Linked DNA regions of Mus musculus: region 1 is linked to region 2. A link is a loop called in an ENCODE intact Hi-C map of the cell type or tissue named here. Cell type or tissue: left cerebral cortex. All regions are shown on one strand. Each heading gives the region's core, and the rest is flanking DNA. Links, peaks and the distances in the headings are about the cores only. Region 1 holds the start of Gm31469 (a long non-coding RNA gene). Region 2 has its middle 48 kb from the start of Mir3109.

Region 1 (9,408 bases), core at 3,319-7,318, 170 kb before region 2:
AAATATCCATTTCTTCTATTATCTAGTACACTGTTATGAAAGACCATGATAAAAGCAGCCAGGAAACTATAAAAAGCCTTGAATTCTTGTAAAAAAAAATAGGTGAAGTGGTTGACAGATCAATGCAAGGACAGAGTGATGGATGGGAAGACAGAGTATCTAGCTGAAGAAAAAAGTATGCAGTAATCTTAAACTGCTACTTTTTAAATGTGACTTCAGAGCTAGGCACAGTGGCCCAAGCCTTTCGTCTCAGTACTCAGCAGGCAAAGGCAGTGCACTTTAAGTTTGAGGGCAGTCTGGTCTACAACGTGAGACCCTATCTCAAAACAAACAAACAAACAAACAAACGTGACTCGTGCTGGGGAGAGTATCATTGCTGTATCACAGAGTAGAAGAGGATAAAGGAAAGAATTCAGTCTTTCCTCTGAGCTGGGTAATATCAAGGGAGGTTGGGATCTTTATCTGCAAGTGTTTATGTGATGAGAACTGAAGACAAAGCTTACATGTTATTAGTTCTCCCTCTGTCGTGTGTGTGTGTGTGTGTGTGTGTGTGTACATCCAGTCAAGGGCTTTCCTGGGCAGCCTCCACCTGGGGGACAATACAGGAGCTCTGTTCTTCCTTTTGACTCTACCACAAATGGCTTCCAAGATCACTCTGAAGTGCTCTCTAGTCCATATGAAGAGGAGGGATTATGAAAAAAATCACACATGGGGAGGTTCTTAAGAACCATGCTAATTTCCCTGTCCATCCTTTACTGGAAAAGAATCAGAGAAAAGCGGTCCAGAGGTGCTCAGGAATAGGAAATATCCAAGAAAATATAGATGATCTGCTATCACTCTCTCTGAGGAACCAAAGTGTCCAGGGACAACAGACGTTATTGATACATGTCGAAGATAGATGGCGAGTGATGTATTTCTACAATAGGATGGGAGTCTGTGTTGGGAGTGAACAGACAACACTCACCACCACACAGATGGGTTGGCCTTCCTGCTTAGATGGGGAGGTGTTCTGGGACTCAGAAGCCCAGGAACCACCTAGCTCTGAGGTAGGACAGTGTCCCAATGGAAGGTCATCCTGAGACACGGGAGCCCAAGAACCACACAGCTCTGAGCGGAAGCCGCCTCTGCAGAGGCACTGCAGCTCCCAGGGGAGAGGATCCGCAGCTGAGCAGAGGAGCCTGGAGCCTCAACTCTGCTGTATCAACTCTTCTCTTCTCTTCGTTGCTGCTGCTTCTGATGAGAGTCACGCCAGGCAGCAAATCTCATAGAAGGGATTTATTGGAGGGTCCAGGGTGTAGAGAGACAAATCCAGAAGTGGCTGCCTGTGCTACCAGGAGGGAGCAGACAGCAGGGAATTGAACACAGTTCAGAGCTTCTTATAGGGGTTCTTGGAAGGGTGGTGGTGGAGATTTCCAGGGTGAGAAGCGGTGGAATTTTAAGTCCTGAGCTTGAGGGAGCTCAGGGATTGGTGGGTTTCCAGTTCAGAGATTGGTCAGGTTTTGTGCCCGGGGATCGATAGGTTTCAGTGGTGTACTGGCTAGTTTTGTGTCAACTTGACACAGCTGGAGTTATCACAGAGAAAGGAGCTTCATTTGAGGAAATGCCTCCATGAGATCCAACTGTAAGGCATTTTCTCAGTTAGTGATCAAGGGGGAAAGGCCCCTTGTGGGTGGGACCATCTCTGGGCTGGTAGTCTTGGGTTCTATAAGAGAGCAGGCTGAGCAAGCCAGGGGAGGCAAGCCAGTAAAGAACATCCCTCCATGGCCTCTGCATCAGCTCCTGCTTCCTGACCTGCTTGAGTTCCAGTCCTGACTTCCTTGGTGATGAACAGCAGTATGGAAGTGTACGCCGAATAAACCCTTTCCTCCCCAACTTGCTTCTTGGTCATGATGTTTGTGCAGGAATAGAAACCCTGACTAAGACAAGTGGGAAGTTCAGGGATTGGTGGGGTTTACTCTTCAGGGATTGGTGGCTTTTATTCATACTTTACACCTAAAATTAGCATAATCTGGGAAGGGTCCTGTTGAGGGGCTGGAGATGACCTTTGTGATAAGTTACAGAGGCCAAAAGCACCATTAATTACAGTTAAGGAGGTCTGGGGGAGGGGCTTGGCTGCTGGAGCCCTGACCACTTTCCTGTCTTAAGGGTTTTTTAAAGTTTACAAAGTATACAAAGTTTACAAAGGGAATCTACTGCAAGGGAAGTGTTTTCTGCCATTCAAGAGGGCATGAATATCTAACAATTGGACCTAACAGCCTACAGTATGATTTCATTTATATCTCTATCTATATGATTTGTATATATGCCATCTAATTCTTTCAAAACAAATATAAACTCCCAAATAGACGACATGGAAACTATTGTTTAGAGAACTATGCTTAGACAATGAGCTTCGGTGACATCACAATTGATGAAGTATCTATCTTACAGCACAAATACCTGAGTTCCATGCCCAGCATCCACAGGGGTGGGGCGAGAAACTACCACACACACACAAAAATTGGGTGGGGTGGCTTAGATTTATAATAATCAGCTCTAGGGAGGTAGAGAGAAGGGAATCTTGGGGCTTGCCCACCTAGCTAATATGATGAGCTTCAGATAGATGAGAGACTCTGCCTCAAAACACAAGGTGGATAGCTCCTGTGCAATGGTACCTGAGACTGATCTCCATTCTCCACATAGATGTCCACTTAAGTTCACACATACAAATACACACACACACACACACACACACACACACACACACACATGCATGCATGTGTGCACACATACATGCATACACAAATACAGGGAACTATTACAGCAACACCCAGGAGCCTTTTTGAGGAGCAGGGAGCTTACTACATCCTCCTATATCACAGTCAGTCTCTGCCATCAACTTGACACTCCATGGAGGGCCTCCATTGAACTGGCCTGGGCCATGTCAGTGGGGCATTTTCTTCCTTGTTGGGATGAATGGCCCAACCAACTTGCCACCCTGGGCAGGCAGGCCTGAGGTGTGTGTACAAGGAAGGCATCATAGGAAGCTAGTAAGCAGTGCTCCTGTGTGGTCTCTGCCCCTGTTCCTGCCTCAGGATCCTGCCTTGCTTTTCCCAGTGAGAGACTGAAACTCACAAGCCATAGAAACCCTTTCCTCCTCAAATTGAATCCTGATGTTCTGCACAGCAACAGACAGCAAACTATACCACTGAGCAATGGCTCTCTCTGTGCTCAGGAATTTATTCTCCTCTCAAGTAATTTGTAGCCACATGTAGAAATTCAAAAAGCTAAGCGTTTCCCACATAAGAGGATGGGGCTGCAGGGCACAGAGAAAGGTGTTTTCCCTCAGGCAAGAACACCATTGCCTCTGGCTAGCTGAAGCTTTCCCTTCTCATCTATTTGACACAAGCCCTCTGGGCTTTTTCTTTTTCTTTCTTTCTTTCTGATTTACCATGTTGAGGGGGAAGAAAAATCTGTGCGCCCACTTGACATAATTGCTGAACACCCAACCCAGTCCCCACAGGTCCTGCGTAAATGTTATTATCTGCTCTTGTCTCCCATAATTACCACCCCTTTCCTGAGTTGATGAACAGTTTCTGCCACCGACTGGCTTTGCAGTTAGCAAAATGCCACTTTGCTACGGGCCTCGCTACCCATCTCACGATCTCTTTATCTATGTTTCCTACAGTAACTTGTAAATTCCAGTGACTCATATCTCTCTTGTTCCAGACACTTAACTTTCAAATCTGTATTTTCCACCCTCCAGTGCACAATTTGTTTTACATTCTCCCGCTTCTCCCTTTCATCATCCTCGAATCCTACAGCTGGGAAAAGCCTTCCTCCTGCAACTCGGCCCAGAACACCTTTGTTTGCCCCACTTTGCAGCCTCAAACATGCGCTTTTGAAGGTAGATAATTTGAAGTATTCCCATGTCCTCTCGCATAAAAAGGCATTTGTACTGGTGTCCTTCAGCCGAAACTTCTGTCAGCCTCCTACTGAGACATCCAAAGAGCCGGTTGGCTTGCAGCCGTTGTTCCAGAAAGGGTGGCATTTCTGTGGCAGGATTCCCACTACCTCTTGACTATGGGATAGACTGTGTAAGTCTCAGAGAAGGAAGGAAGGACAGGCAAAGGAAAGAGCAGTCTCTCAGGTTTCATTCCAGAAACGACCTGCAGGGAGGAGGACTCTAGTTCAACAACCAGGGAAGGTGGCATATGTTTACAGGCTGTGGTAGATAGGGCAGAAAAAGGGAAGAGGGGCTGTGGTTTCCTTCTGGGGCCCTGTGGTTGGCCATTGCTAGGTGTAGTTGAGGAATTAAGGTGAATGGCAAGCTAGACGAATGATAGGTGAGGGTCATTACCAGGGTGATGGATGGAGCAGGCCGGACAAGAGTCTAGAAAACCAGAACCGAAGAGCTTTACAAAACGGTGTGGCGACAGCCAACAGGTTGGTCAATGCTGAAAGGACCCGTTGCAGCTGGGTGCTTCCTCTAGACTAAGTCACCGGCAGGAATGATGTCACCTAAGAGAGAAAGTTGGTTTTTTAAATTAGGGGGTGGGATAATGCTTTTCTTTTGTTGTCTTCCCTTTTTTCTCTTTCCCTGTGTCAACTTGCAAGGGCTTTTGAAGGAGTTTTCAGGCTCTTTAGGGTTGAACAGCTAAGCTGGTTGGTAAGACTCATAGGCACTCTCCAATTCAAGGACCAGACAGCTGTAAGAAAAAGAAGCCAGCTGTAGATCCAACACTGGTGAGTGAAATAAAGCCCAGGCCCCAATGTTGTGAACTCAACAGCAGTCACCAAGTCAAGTAAGACACACTGTTCTTGTTCAAGGCTTAACTGCCTCACCCACTAATGTCAGTCATTTTAGTGGGTTTCACCTTCAGGTTTAAGGGTCTCTGATCAGGGCAGGCATTTGTAAGTAGTATTTGGGGGATAGAAAATCCTGTGACACCTAAGTGAGAGTTTATTCACTCCCACCCCCCACCCCCAGAACTCACCCTCTTTCTATTGTAAATTTCATTGGATAAACTTATGGTGAAGAACAAGACCCTATTTTGATTTTTTTTTAAATCTTTTTTTAAAAAAATATTTAATGTATGAGTGCTCTATCTGCATGTACACCTATATGCCAGAAGAGGGCATCAGATCCTGTTACAGATGGTTGTGAGCCACCATGTGGTTGCTGGGATTTGAACTCAGGATCTCTGTCTGGAAGAGCAGCCAGTGCGCTTAACCGCTGAGTCATCTCTTCACCCCCCCTAAAAAACCTTTATAAAAATCATTTACAACTTTTAAAAAAATGAAGCACACGAGCATAGTTAATGTTGGTTACAGAAAGCAGTGGATGGTTTGGTTTAACACGTTGGATAGTTTAAAAGAGCATTTAAAAGAAGACAAACCCAAGAGCCCAAGGACATTAAACACTCAAAATTGTGCTCCCCCCATCACTAGAATGGTGTGATGTTAGTATTTATCATTTCAAATCCTTAGCTCTTCCTGGACTAACTGAAAACAGAAACTTCTTCCCCCCTCCCCCCACAGGGACCTATATTCCTTGTGGGAAAACGCGAAAACATTTCCAGCTAACGGTATGTATTGATCACACAAAGGCTCACCCATTTTATCAGATCCTTAACGGTGCTCCCAGACCTCTAGGACCACTTTAAGATGAATTGATTTTAAAAGGAATAACAGAAGTCACATCGAATTAGACATTAGGGGGGGGTTGGTTTGGTTTAGTTTGGTTTTGCTTTTCTCTTCCTTTTCGTTTCATTTTAGACTTTTCCCTAACTGAATAAGGTAAAAATTTTTAGAAGTGCTTTCTTATAAAAGGATTATTTAATAACATTTTATAAATAGCCACACTCGGGAAGTGATAAATTAAGGCTACTAGCCACTTTCAAATTAGGCGCGCGCGCGCACACGCGCGCGGACACACACACACACACACACACACACACACACACATTTGCACAGGTTGAACTGACAGGCTGGCAATTTTCGCCTTAAATTGTCTGCGTTTGCCTGGTTAATCTCGCATATTAAATAAAAAACACGAAGTGCTTTATATGGCGTATAGACGGTAATGTTTGATTCCTAGAAAGACTCCGGGGTGGGGGTGGGGGGAATGGAGAAAGATTAAAGAACTCTCACTCTCCGGCCCAAGATCCAAAGTTCCACCTACCCTCCTCTCTTCAGCAAGTGTCTCCTCGGAGAACAATATTAAAGGGATCTTAAAATACAATCAATCATAAAATATAATTTGCATGTCAGTAGGGTGTTTGGGGATTGAGGAAGGGGCTGTGTGGGTAGGGCTGCGGGGCGGCTGGTGGGGGAGGGGAGGCTTGGCAACCCATCCACCCTCAAAGGCATGAGGCACTAGAGGGTGTCCTTTTCGTGCTTCTCCGGGCAGGCAGCATCTGTTCTCCAGCACCCCCAGAACAGGGATGCTCTCCTCCCCTGTCCAGTGCGTCGGGTTGGTTCCCTCCAGCCCGGGTGTGAGGCAGCCAGCCAGGGGGCTCGGCCGGCCGAAACCCTGAAAAGTCACAAATCACTGGTTCAAATAGACCCGCTTCTTCAAAGGAGCGCTTGGGGGTGGCGGGGGAAGAGGGCGGGGACATGCTGAAAGCGATTTGAGACCCCCCTCGGAGAGCGGTTTTGGCACCTGGGCCATTATGCTGAAGCTTGGACTATCAGACCAGTAACAAGAGACATTGAAATGTACCCTATTAGGATGGTCCATCTTCCCTGGATTAGTCAGGCATTCCATATAAATAAGTAAACACCCAAGTCACCCCCACTAGACCCCAAAACACCCCCCTTCCACTTTCTTTCTCTTGATTTTTTATTTTCTGAGAGGGACCAGAGATTAGGGGAAAAAAAGAGGTCTTGTGTATTCAAAATGCTAATTCAGACTTCTTTCTCTAATGCACTCATGAAACATTTTAATTGTCTGACTTCGCATTCAAAAGCCTTGTTTGCGACTCCTAATTGCCGGCTGCTTTGAACAAATAATTGAAATGCATGACTTGTGGGGTCTGCTTAAACAATTATAATGTGCTTTGCCGCTAGGTGCAGGTTCCCCCGCCCGCCCCGAGTCCCCTTTTGCATAATGACTAGCAGCCAGCTTGGTATTTGCAGCCCAGTTAAAACCGTGCTAATTTGCTGTGGAGAGCTGGGGCTGAGGCGGTGGCAGTACCTGCGTTAGTGCTTGCCACAGCAAAAACGCCTCCAATAGTTCAAGTGAATGTTACCAAGACCTTTTCAATTTCTGCTGAGAGAATCCCACTGGGGTTTGCTTTTCAAAATACAAATCTTTCACGGGCCTGTTAGTTTTGGATTTCCACGCAATTTATGGTGCCCTTTCCCTGCAAATTTTTCCCAACCTGATTTTTAACAGTTTCCAGCAAATAGGTCCCTGGGTCTCCAGTGGCCGCAGTTCGAGTTTAGAAATGAAACAAAACAAAAGTGCAGAGATCCTGGGAATGCCCCAGGCGCTGGCCACTGTGGGCGGCTCGGGACCACACACCGGGATGCCCGCGAGGAAAGGCTCCCACTTTTAGAATCTAGAACACTTACTGCCAGATGAAGAAGTTCTTTCTGGCCTCTTTCTGGGGACTCTGAAAGGAGAAGAAAAGTGGGAATTCTGCTCGCTTTCTTTTGGAATATTTGATTTTTTTTTTTTCATGGTTGCAGCGGAGTTCCGAACCCGGCACAAACCTCTTAAATCAGACAGTTCATTGGCATGAGGTATCTCCACACATCTGGGCAACCATCAGTACTGTACCCTTCATCAAACAGCCAAGCCCACAGCCTTTCACACAGAGCATTCTTTCTCCCTCCCCTCAGCCCCTGGCAGACACCATCCTACTTTCTGTCCCTATGAATTCTACAAGTCTAAATGAAGCAGACACACAAATGAACCATCTGTAAATGTGCCAGGAAAGAATCAAGTTTTTACTAATCAAGCACATTTTCGAAAGAACCATCAAGTTGAACAAACCATTGGGCATCCTTTAACTTAGTTATTTCTGTCGGAGGCGTTTGTGGGAGGTACCTAGTAGGTTAAAATGGTACACTTAAAAAATAAACTGTTTGAAGTTCTTAACTCTGCATCGAGGGGTGGGAACCCATTAAACATGACATCTTTGTTCCTGGGGACCCCCTGCATGCTCGCAGCAGTCTGGTGAGGTGACCACAGAAGGCAGTGTGCGGTGGCCCCCGTACTGCAGTTTTACATTCTGTCAGTGTTCAGTGCTTACGATGGATGACCCGGTGAGGATGTCTGTCTTACACAGGTGGGAAGATGAAGGTCAGAAAAGCTGGGTAACTTGCCCAAAGTCACACAGCTTCTCGGTTGGGGAGAAAGGGATTCAAGCCGGGTTAGAGAGTGAGACTTCAAAGCCCCTTTGAGGCTGCTGAGCTGCGCAGCAGGAAGGAGCCACAGGAAGTGGTACTTCAAAGATACTTGGCTATTTGGCTGGGGGAGCAAGGATTAACACCAGCTTGCCCCAAGACACAGGTGTAACACTTGTGAGGAGGCTGAGGAGAGGGAATTCCTTACCATTGTTATGAGTGCTCGGAGGCCGGACCAGGTTGTAGCCAGCGGGTGGTATTAGAACCCTCTGGGAACCTTTCTGGCCTGGTGTTTCTTGGTTTTACTAATCTCTAGAGAAGAGTCTAAAGATTATCTTCATAACCCACTTAGGAGCTGAGAAAGACATTCATTCCAGGAACAATAGCTGGCTTTTATTGGGTGGTTAACGCACACCCAGCTTTGGGTCATTTGCAAATGCAGGCAGCCTTATTCTCAAGTTCACATACTCTGCAATACCCTAAATAAACACTCCTCAGCTACAACTGTCCCTGAGGCTGCACCACTGAGCCCTTCATCCCCATTTCTCCAGTGGGAAGCCCACACATCTGCAATTGTGGGGGCTACATTGCCCCAGTGAGATGCTCAGCTCTGGATGGGCCAACCATGCCATGCAAAATGACAGAAGCCAACTATGTGGCTTTTCTAGGATAAATCCAACCCTCTGGGTCACTGTCTTAGAAATATTTGCATTGTTAATCTTGTTGCCTAAAGCATCACCAAAGATCTCCCTATCCCCCAAAGTTAAAGTTAAACCTGCAGATGTGGTCTACGATGGAGAGACTGGACATCTACGACAGATTATGTCAGGAAATATTCACTCCTCGAAGAATGCAGGAGAATGTAAGGATCGGTTTACATCAGACCCACGCCCTAATCCTGTGGCTCTGTGAGCTTCAGCAAATTCCTTCACAGTTCCAAGTTTCAGCATCCTCTTTGATAAAATGGAGATTACACCCAGGATTAGAAAAGTGGCTCAATTCAGAGAACGTTTGCCTTGCCGAGCAAACATGTGGACCTAAGTTCAGCCCCCCAGCAACCATGTGAGAAGGTGG
Region 2 (9,408 bases), core at 2,182-6,181:
ACCACCCTCTTCAATTGGATCTCTGTCCCCATTTCAGTGATGTTAGTGATCATGAACATTACAATGTCTTTTTATTCACAACTTTGATCACAACTTACTTGGGGTGGCTCCCTGGGGGTGGAGATAGGAGACCAGACATCTCCACAGTCTAAGGCTTGACACCTACTCTCAGGTTACCTTTCAGAGAGCCTGAGTCATGAAATGCCATCATTCTCCCTCATCTTCCCCCTCACTCCATGATGCTAGGTTTTAATCCATGCACTTGGCATTTAATTTTTTTAACATATCCATTGTGCCAATTCATAAGTTGATTGCCAACTTGACAGGATCTAGGCTCACATAGGAAACATATCTCTGGGTGAGTGTGTGAGGGAGCTTCCAGACTGAGTTAACTGAGGGGGAAGACTCACTTTAACTGTTGGCAGCACCATCCCACGGCCTGGGTCCTGGACTGTGTGGAAGAAGTGAGTGAGCACCAGAGCCCCTCTCTCTGCTTCCTGACTACAGATGCAACATGACAGCCACTTCATGTTCCTGAGGCCATGATGGACTAAACCTTCACACTATGAGCAGAAATAAGCCCTCCTTCCCTCTATCCCTCCCTCTGTCCCTCCCTCTGTCCCTCCCTCTGTTCTTCCCTCCATGCCTCCCTCCCTTACTTCCTTGAGTTACCTGTATCTTGTTATACAGCAATGAGACTAGTAACTAATGCGCCATTAGCTAAGCAGGCCATTTTCTGCAGCAGCTGCTTTACCTAGGGCACTGGCATAGCTCTCCCATAATTCTAGCCGGAGTTTGGGGCTCTGGTGCTCCTTGCTCCCTATTGTGATAGAACTCACCCACAGGTTGCATCAAAATGCAATCCAAGTCCAGCAGTTCTGTGCTGGTCCAAGATGCTCTGTCTAAGAAACCCCAGATGCTGCTGATCCATAGACATGGCTCAGGGATTTAGATCATCTTCTCACTGGTCCCTCTCAGTCCCCCAGATATGCCTCCATTTCCCAGGCAGCCTTCTCCAGGCAGGTCCCCTGCAGAATCAAGATGAGATTCCCCACCCGCTCCTTGCGTTGTCTTACATAATAAACCATGGAGTTGCAACGGGGCCTCCATTTCCCCATCTGTGGAGTGAAATAAAAATGAAGAGTAGCTGGCCTTGAAGCCTATCTCATCTCCACCAGGAAGGGATGTCCCCCCTGCTCAAATGGAACTCCGTGCCTCCTAGGTTCCCTCCCCAAAAATTTGTTCTTTCCATTTCAGCTTCCTTTAGAATATTTGAAACACTCACCAAGCTTTTATTTCTTTAAAAAAAAAATTATCATATCAATTCTCTTTTCTATTCCCTTGTAATGAATGCCTCTCCCTCCTTCCAGAGGCTTCCACAAAGTTGCAATCAACTCCCATCAAACTTGCCAGTACCTAAAGAAAAACAAACCACAATAAACCATCACGTGTCTTCCCTCTTTTTTTTTTTTTTTTTTTTTTTTTTTAATGAGAGGGCTGTGCCTGTGTACCACGGGGTTTGTGTTTGGAGGGGACAACTTATGACTTGTGGGAGTCCACTCTCTTGTCCACTGTGTGGGTCCGGAGGACAGAGCTCAAGTCATCAGCCTTGGAAGCAAGCACCTTTACCGGGCTGAACCATCCCAACCTTGCCTTCCACTCCCAACGTTCATTTTGAATATTCTGCAAACCCCTTCCATCCTGCATGTCCCTGTGCCCCCTATGTTTTGAGCTGTTCGCCATTCTTTGTCTACAGTTTCGAGGAACCTCATATAAGTCTCGTTTCTCTGAGGAGCAGCTAACCCAATTCCCCACTATCAGGACAAAGCTTGCTGATCAATAAGAGAACAAATCCCATCTTATTAGGTCCTGTTTGATCTTCAGATTTCAACTACGTTACGCTAGCTCCACAGGAGAGGTGCCAAGTTACCTCATAAAAATAAATTAGGGAAGCACCCAGTTGAAGAGAAAATGAATTTGCAACCCTTAGAATGTTCCAGAGTCCCGAATGTGTCCCGCAAGCCAAGCAAAATGCAAGGATTCCTTTCCCTGCCTTCTCTACGCATTTATACGCAACCCTCCTCTCTCCCTGCAGAAGAACAAACACTCGTTCTCTCCACAAACATTTTAGTGTATCCTCCTATTAGGGGTGGCTTAATTCCGATGTCTGCTGCAGTTTGTGTTACTGAGTTGCCGCAGACTCTGAGGAGGGTAGGGAAGGCCTGTAAGGAGCCTCGCTGCAGTCTGTCTGCTTAGATCACATCAAGATGGATACCTCATCTGGACCAGCGTGGAAGCAACCACGTCCTTCCTCCTCCCTCTGCTCAGAGAGCCTCCACAGGGATTAGATTGTTATCCAAGCTTCCTGGACTCACTCCAGATGCAGATTGCAAGGCCGGCTCCAAGGGAAACTTTAAAAGGTGACAGAAAATAGACCTTCAGCAGAGCGGGTTCAGAAAAACCACATAATAACCTTTGCCGAGTTTAACTCCATCTTAGATACCCATAAATAGACCTGCTTTCAGGAACTAAGAACTAATCCTACGGCGATAATACAAAGCCCCGTCTCTCATTCCGCAGCACCGTGCAGATTGCCTCAAGAATCACGAGCAATCTCCCCGACTCCTTAAGCTGTGTAATTCATTTCTGAGCACCCGTTCGAGAAACCTCATTAATTTAGGTGGCCTTTTTGCTGTACATCCGAGGCACACAAATATTTGGTATTTTTACCCGAGGTCGGAGTTAAAGAAAAAAATTAATTTCTCATTTTCAGAAGGGATTATGAACATGAAACACTGTGACAGTAACACGCGTCCATTACCTGATATTCTCTCTCTCTCTCTCTCTCTCTCTCTCTCTCTCTCTCTCTCTCTCTCTCTTCCCTCTCTCACATGCACACACACACACACAAGTAGAATACATGAAGATAAAATTGAAAGAAAAATGGGAAAGACTATGATAAAAGCAGTGAGTTTTCTGTAACCCCACCTCAATACTCCAATCAAACATAAGATGGAAGAGCTTTGATTGGGGAGGAAAAAGGGAGTCTTTGAACATGGACGGGTGGGTGCTGTATGCAGTCACTTCACCTAGATTTAGCTCTCTGAATTACCAAGTCCCTGGATGGAAGCTACACAGTCACCATTAAGCTGAGTTCACAATGGCCCCTAAAGGAGCTGGGACTTCAAAGGTGGCTCAATGGGTGTTTTCCGTTCTTCATTATACCCGATACAAGAGTAACCTGCACTAAACAATCCACTCTGCCTAATTAAACGGAATCTCTTCCTCTCTATTAAATATTTAGAAGTGCCAGCTGGGCATAAACATGTCACCGGAGAAGGTGGGAGGGGATACCCTCTTGATACTGGTCAATAACTGACTTAACCTCCTTTAAGCAAAGCTGTGGTCTGAATAGCACCAGGGCACATAAATTATTCTAATTACTTTACTATCAGTAAAAACTGTTTAGAGGTAAAGAGTGTTTATTCTCCACAATTATGCTCACAAGAACCATCAGGATATACAATCTGGAGGTGTGGGTCTTTGCTCCAGATACCAGCAGATAGCTTGTGGTATTTTCTTTTTCAATTATCCATGTCTCTAAAAGCTATGACAGTATTTTCTACCATGGTCCTATCCAGATTAGATAGCAAGGTTTTGTTTTGTTTTTAAAATATTTTTATCATAGTTCTTAGTATTTTTAAAAAGACACTTCATGTCTTCTTTGAAGACGGAATTTCTCTTAATGTGCTTCGAGTTTGTGTGGTTTTGTTTTGCGGTTAAAGCAAGAAAGGTGTGCAAATTGTTTGCTCCTTTTTGAAACTGGTGGAGGAATTACAAAGTTCTTTCGGCTCATCAAAGTAGTTTGGCTTGCATGCAAGGCTCACTGACAAACCTCCTAACCTTTTTTAAAAACATATGGTTTTTATTTGTAACAATATTTGTGACATAAGGTTTGTTCGTTATACAACCAGAAAAAAATTGTAGAAACCAGTGTTTGATGGCGATTATGAGTTGAGACGCTTTGTTGGAGCGCCCTCTTGTGACCAGGCTTCACCAATGCAACTTCTGTCCTAAAAAACATTTTTTTTAATGATTATTTATTTATTCATTCATTTTCGGAACAGCATTGATCTATGGGTATAGACATAAATATTTAGAGGAGACTTTGACATCGCATCTATTTTTCAAACAGTAAATATGTTCTCCACTTAGACTTCTGACATCCCCAGCCACAGGCTTTTCTTGAGCAGGTTTACAGTGACAGGCATGGATCTCCTTTGAAGAGAGCCTCAAATCCAATCAGAAAGCAGTTGGTTACCCCCGTAACGACCAAGCCATTGGGCACCTCCTAACTCCAAAAGCACTGAAAAGTGTATTTCACTGAAGTAAAGAAATAAGTGAGAGTTTTTAAATGTATGTGAACGCTTAAAATGTACATACAGAATTTCCACAGAGCAGAAAGTGCTTTGAAAAGAGACAGTTTGCACCCAACCCCAAGTGCCCATCAGGAAGTCACAAGGGAAACGCCGCTTATGCCCTGACTCAACACCTCTGTCAGATGCCAGTGGTGGGATTCAGATAGAGCCTAGACGACAACGACGATGAAAACGGCGGCGGCGGCAGCGGTGGCAGCGGCGGTGTGAAGGCTGAACACGGTCCCCATCACTGCCTGAGGCCCCCCAGCATGCTGTAAAGACATGTTTCCGTTGGTTAAGTCCTTAGTGGTTGCTGTCCTTGGGTGAAATGTGGTTTTTCTTTGAGACCCTCCCTCTTATACTTGGACATGAGAATTTCAGCAAAAGAAAAGACATTAAAGGAGTTAGTTATGCTAACTATGTAAAATACAGTGTTAAACATAATGTTAACTATGTAAAATGTAATGTTAACTATGTAAAATGTAATGTTAACTATGTAAAACATAATATTCTAAGTAAAGTCTTCTGAAAGCATTTTTATGCTTCAATGTTCACTAAAAATAAAGTTATTTGGGGAAGATTGTTGCATTTTACCAGGAAACCTGGGCTGAGAAATTAATATATTTTGAGGGCTGGAGAGATAGCTCAATGGTTAAGAGCACCAACTGCTCTTCCAGAGGACCTGGGTTCAATTCCTGGCACCCACATGGTGGCTCAAAACTGTCTGTAACTCGCACTCTCACACAGATGTACATGCAGGCAAAACACCAATGCACATGATATAAATTTTTAAAAAATGCTTTTAAAGAAATAAATACAATTTGAAATCACTGTGGTTATCATTCATAGAACTTTCTCTTTGAGATGAGAAAATGAGCATGCACTTATTACATATCTTTAATTTTATACAGTTTAAATTACTAATTTCGGCATTTAAAGTGTAACAGAGTTTCTTATTCATATAAGAAATTAAAAGCTCAATAATAATATTAAAAAGGAATTGATGAATGAAGACTATTTTCTTGAGGTAGAGTCTCAAAGTAGCTTAAATTATCCCCAAACTCAGTAAGTAGCCAAGGATGGCCTTGAACTTCTGATCTTTCTGCCCCCATCTCCTGAGTGCTGGGATTACAGGCCTGGTCTATGCCGGGTATATGTGGTGCTAGGTGATGAACCCAGGTTTGGTGTCTGCCAAGTAGACAGTCCACCCTCTGAGCTACCCTTCTAACCGAGGACTCCTCCTAGACACAGGATATTGTAGATCTTGAAAAAGCTTGAAGCTATAGTGTTCAAACTAGATGTTTTACAGGTTTAAAAACAAAACTAAACAGTTGAGGGCCGACGACCTCAGTTAACTCACTGACATCCACGTGGCCAAAGATCTGACTCCTGTAGGTTGTCCTCTGTTGTCGCCCCCCTCCATCCCACCACACACACACACACACTCACTGTGGCATGTGTGAACACAAGTACACACCCACAAATGTAATTTAATTTTTTTATTAAAAAATACAGTTCATCACATGAGGCATGCCCGTAACCCAAGCCCTTTGGGGACTAAACTGGAAAATTGAGAAAATGGATGAGAATCTATATCAATGAGAAAAGAAGAAATACAAACAGCAAAACAAAGCCCACGGGTGGGTAGAAGCTTATCCATGGTCAGGATAAAGAGCCGCCAACCTGGAACTAAAGCTGGAGCCGGAAGAGCATCCTGTTTCCACAATGAGTGCAGCTCACAGTGGGACTCTGCTGCCTTTCGCTTCCACTAAAACTTCTGCTCGCTGCTGGGTCTTTGTTACTTACTTGTCTCTCTGTCTCTCTCTCTCTCTCTGTGTCTCTCTCTCTCTCTGTCTCTCTCTCTCTCTCTCTCTCTCTCTGTCTCTCTCTCTCTGTCTCTTTGTCTCTATGTCTCTGTGTGTGTGTTCTCGCATGCACATGAACGTGAGTTTGCACATGTGGGTTCCTGCATCTACATGGGATGCTGAGGGTGGCCTTCAGTGGCATTCCTCAGAGGGCCCTGTCCCCTTGCTTTTTGAGACACTGTCTCTCCTTGACTGGAAGCTCACTGGTCACATTAGCTGGCAGACCCACAAGCCCCAGAGATCTACCTGTCTCTGCCCATCTCCGTCTCGCCAGCACTGAGATTACAAATGTGCGACACCACGCCCACACTTTTATTTTCATTGATGTGGATTCTGAAGGATGAACTCGGATCCTCAAGCTTGCACGACAAATGCTTCGCAGACTGTCTCGTTCTTTATAATCATAACCGGATTTTTTTAAGATAAGAAAGGCAGCTTTAGAAAACCCTCCATGCAACACTGGAAATAGGGCGCCCTCTCTGAAAATTTCTGGAACTCTTATCCCATGCCTATTCATGCCAGCCACAATTCTTATAAATTACAGAGTGTGGGGCTGGAGAGATGGCTCAGCCGTTAAAGGCTAGGCTCAACAAAAACTGTTAAGAATTACAGAATGTAAAGACCCGAGAATAGGAAGTTTGCCCTTAGGACCACAGCACACCTCGGAGACTGACCTCCATAGTTATTAGGAATAACTTTTAGTCACTAAAGAAGAGTCCACAGGCTTTGCTGTAGATTTTTTTAATTCCAAAAATCAGAAGCTCTCAAGTCTCCAGCAAATCCAGGGCTGTGGCCATTCTGCACTTCTCCACAAGGTGGCGCTCTGCCTCATTATAAACTCCTCCAAGAAGTGATGTTCCCAGCCTCAGAACAAATGGAATTGTGAACTATAGAGATGGTTTCATGTGCCTCTGTGCTTAGTGTCCTGACGTTACAGTTATAATAATCCGCTCCTCCCCCCAAAGTGGATACCTGTGCCTGCCTTGCACCCTGAAGTTCTGGTAAAGAACGTGTGATGCTCTGATGGAGTTTCAATTAGGTATAATCAAGAGATTACGTGTGTGTGAATGTGTGTGTGTGAGTGTATTTATGTGTGTATTCATGTTTTGTGCATGTATGTAAGTGTGTGAGAGAGTGTGCGTGCATGTTATATGAGTGTTTGAGTGTATGTTTGTATGTGTGTATATGTGTGTAAGCATGTATATTTGCATGTGTGCTTGTGAGTGTGTGTGCATGTTGCATGAGTGTGTGTTTGCATGTGTATATGTGTGTGCATAAGCATGTATATCTTGCATGTGTGAGCATGTGCCTTCTGGTGTGGGTTTGTATGTGTGTGTGCTAGTGTGTGAGTTTGTATAAGTGCAATGTGAGGTGTGTTTTCTTATGTGAATATGTTTATATTAGTGTGTGAAAATGTATATGTGATGTGCGTGCGTGCGTTTATGTGTGTGTGTGTTTTCTGTTATGTGACTTTGCATATATATTTGTATGTTGTGACGAGTATTTGAAAGTGTGTGTATTCTGTGCTGGCTTGTTCTCTGTCTCTCCCCTCCTCTGGGTATATATGTGTTAGTGTATGTGTGTCTGTGTGTCTGTGTGTCTGTTGCTGTATGTGCCAAACCCCACCTCCTATAAGCCCCGCGGCCTTCAAAATGCCACCACAACCTGAGACCCGGGTCTCAAGTGTGCTTGTGAAAGACATTTCAGATTCCAGCCAAGATGACTGCCCAAGCTCAAGGATCCACAGTAAACTTTGAACCCCCTGGTGGTACCGTCCTAAACATTTATCTGCTCCTTCCCCAGCTCCTTGCTACATCTTAAAACGTTTAAAATCATTTCAATTTGATTTTATGTGCATGAGTGTTTTGCTTGTATGCATGTCTGTGTGCCATGTGAAGGCCATAGGAGGTGTTGGATCTCCTGCAGCAGGAGTTGGAGGTTGACATGTGGGTTCTAGGAACCAAAATTGGGTCCTCTGCCAGAGTAGCCAGTGCTCCTAACCTCAGAGCCATCTCTCCAGCCCCTGCTTCTTGAATTTTATGATTAATTTTGTTTTGTTTTTTTTTGAGACAGGGTCTTCCTATACTGCGCAGGCTGGCCTTCAACTCTTTGGCTGAAGAGCCCAACTTGCCTCAGCCTCCTGAGTGCTTGGGACTGTGGGTCTGCCTCCCTCTGGAGCATATAGTTAGTGTTTAGACAGCTACTTGAAAGTAAATAGGCTTCAGCTGTAATAGGCAAGGGGCCAGGGAAGTTCCTACTATTTACAGTAACAGCCACCCCCACAGCCAGATTTGTTTCTTTGTGGCTAAATTCTCGGTGTCAGAGAGCCATGGTTTGGCTACATGGAAGCAGTGGAAAGGGGCCTGTTGAGGGAGAGCTGGTGATCGTCCTAAACACAGCCACACATCCTAAAATGGCTTTTCGGCTGTATCCAGCAGTCACCTATAAGATTAAAGAGTACTGCTTCATAAGCTTATGCACTATCCAGTGCCACTGTAAACTGTCTTGATTTGCACCCTTTGTGGGAAATGTAGCGCCAAATCTTACCTAGCGAGGAAGTTCCTCTAACACCCATAATGATCAATCTTTTAGAAACTTTTAGAATTATGTTATTATTTTGTGTGTGAGTGTTTTACCTTCATGTATGCTTGTGCACCATGTGCATGCTTGGTACCCAAGGAGTCCAAAAGAGGCTGCGAACGCCCCTGGACCTAGAGAACCATGTGATGCTGGGAATGCAACCCCACTTTTAACCACTTTTAACCACTTTTAACCACTGACCCATCGCCCAAGCCCAGTGATTTTTGTTGTTTGCTTGATTTCATTTGGAATTGCTATGCATCCATTTGTCTAAGAATTTCATAAATTCATTGTTTTTAATAGCTGCGTAGTACTCCATTGTGGATGCCTACGAGTGCTTGCTGACAGGAGCCTGATATAGCTGTCTCCTGAGAGGCTCTGCCAGTGCCTGACAAATACAGAAGTGGATGCTCACAGCCATCCACTGGATGGAGCACAGGGTCCCTAATGAAGGAGCTAGAGAAAGGACCCAAGGAGCTGAAGGGGTTTGCAGCCCCATAGGAGGAACATCAATATGAACTAACCAGTATCTCAGACCTCCCTGG

What was found. Peaks named below come from ENCODE experiments on the same cell type or tissue, not always from the same donor. Only the 100,000 strongest peaks of a DNase experiment are listed, where the experiment ranks them.
Region 1: a loop joins it to region 2, with 3 times the contacts of the local background. A loop is called at or near these places in 2 of 42 quality-filtered maps.

Annotation. Positions count from the first base shown.
Region 1 is chr9:69,667,901-69,677,308 of GRCm38, reverse strand. Gm31469 (a long non-coding RNA gene) reads left to right here and starts at 4,677. Exons shown (of 3, transcript XR_379585.2): 1 at 4,677-4,725; 2 at 5,521-5,567. In left cerebral cortex, for the core only: a CTCF peak has its summit at 5,130 (motif pointing right); no DNase peak of the experiment used is centred there.
Region 2 is chr9:69,500,401-69,509,808 of GRCm38, reverse strand. No RefSeq gene overlaps it. Among named protein-coding and RNA genes, the nearest start is that of Mir3109, 48 kb to the right of the region's middle. In left cerebral cortex, for the core only: a CTCF peak has its summit at 4,046 (motif pointing left); a DNase peak (open chromatin) is centred at 4,130; H3K4me3 peaks cover 287 bases.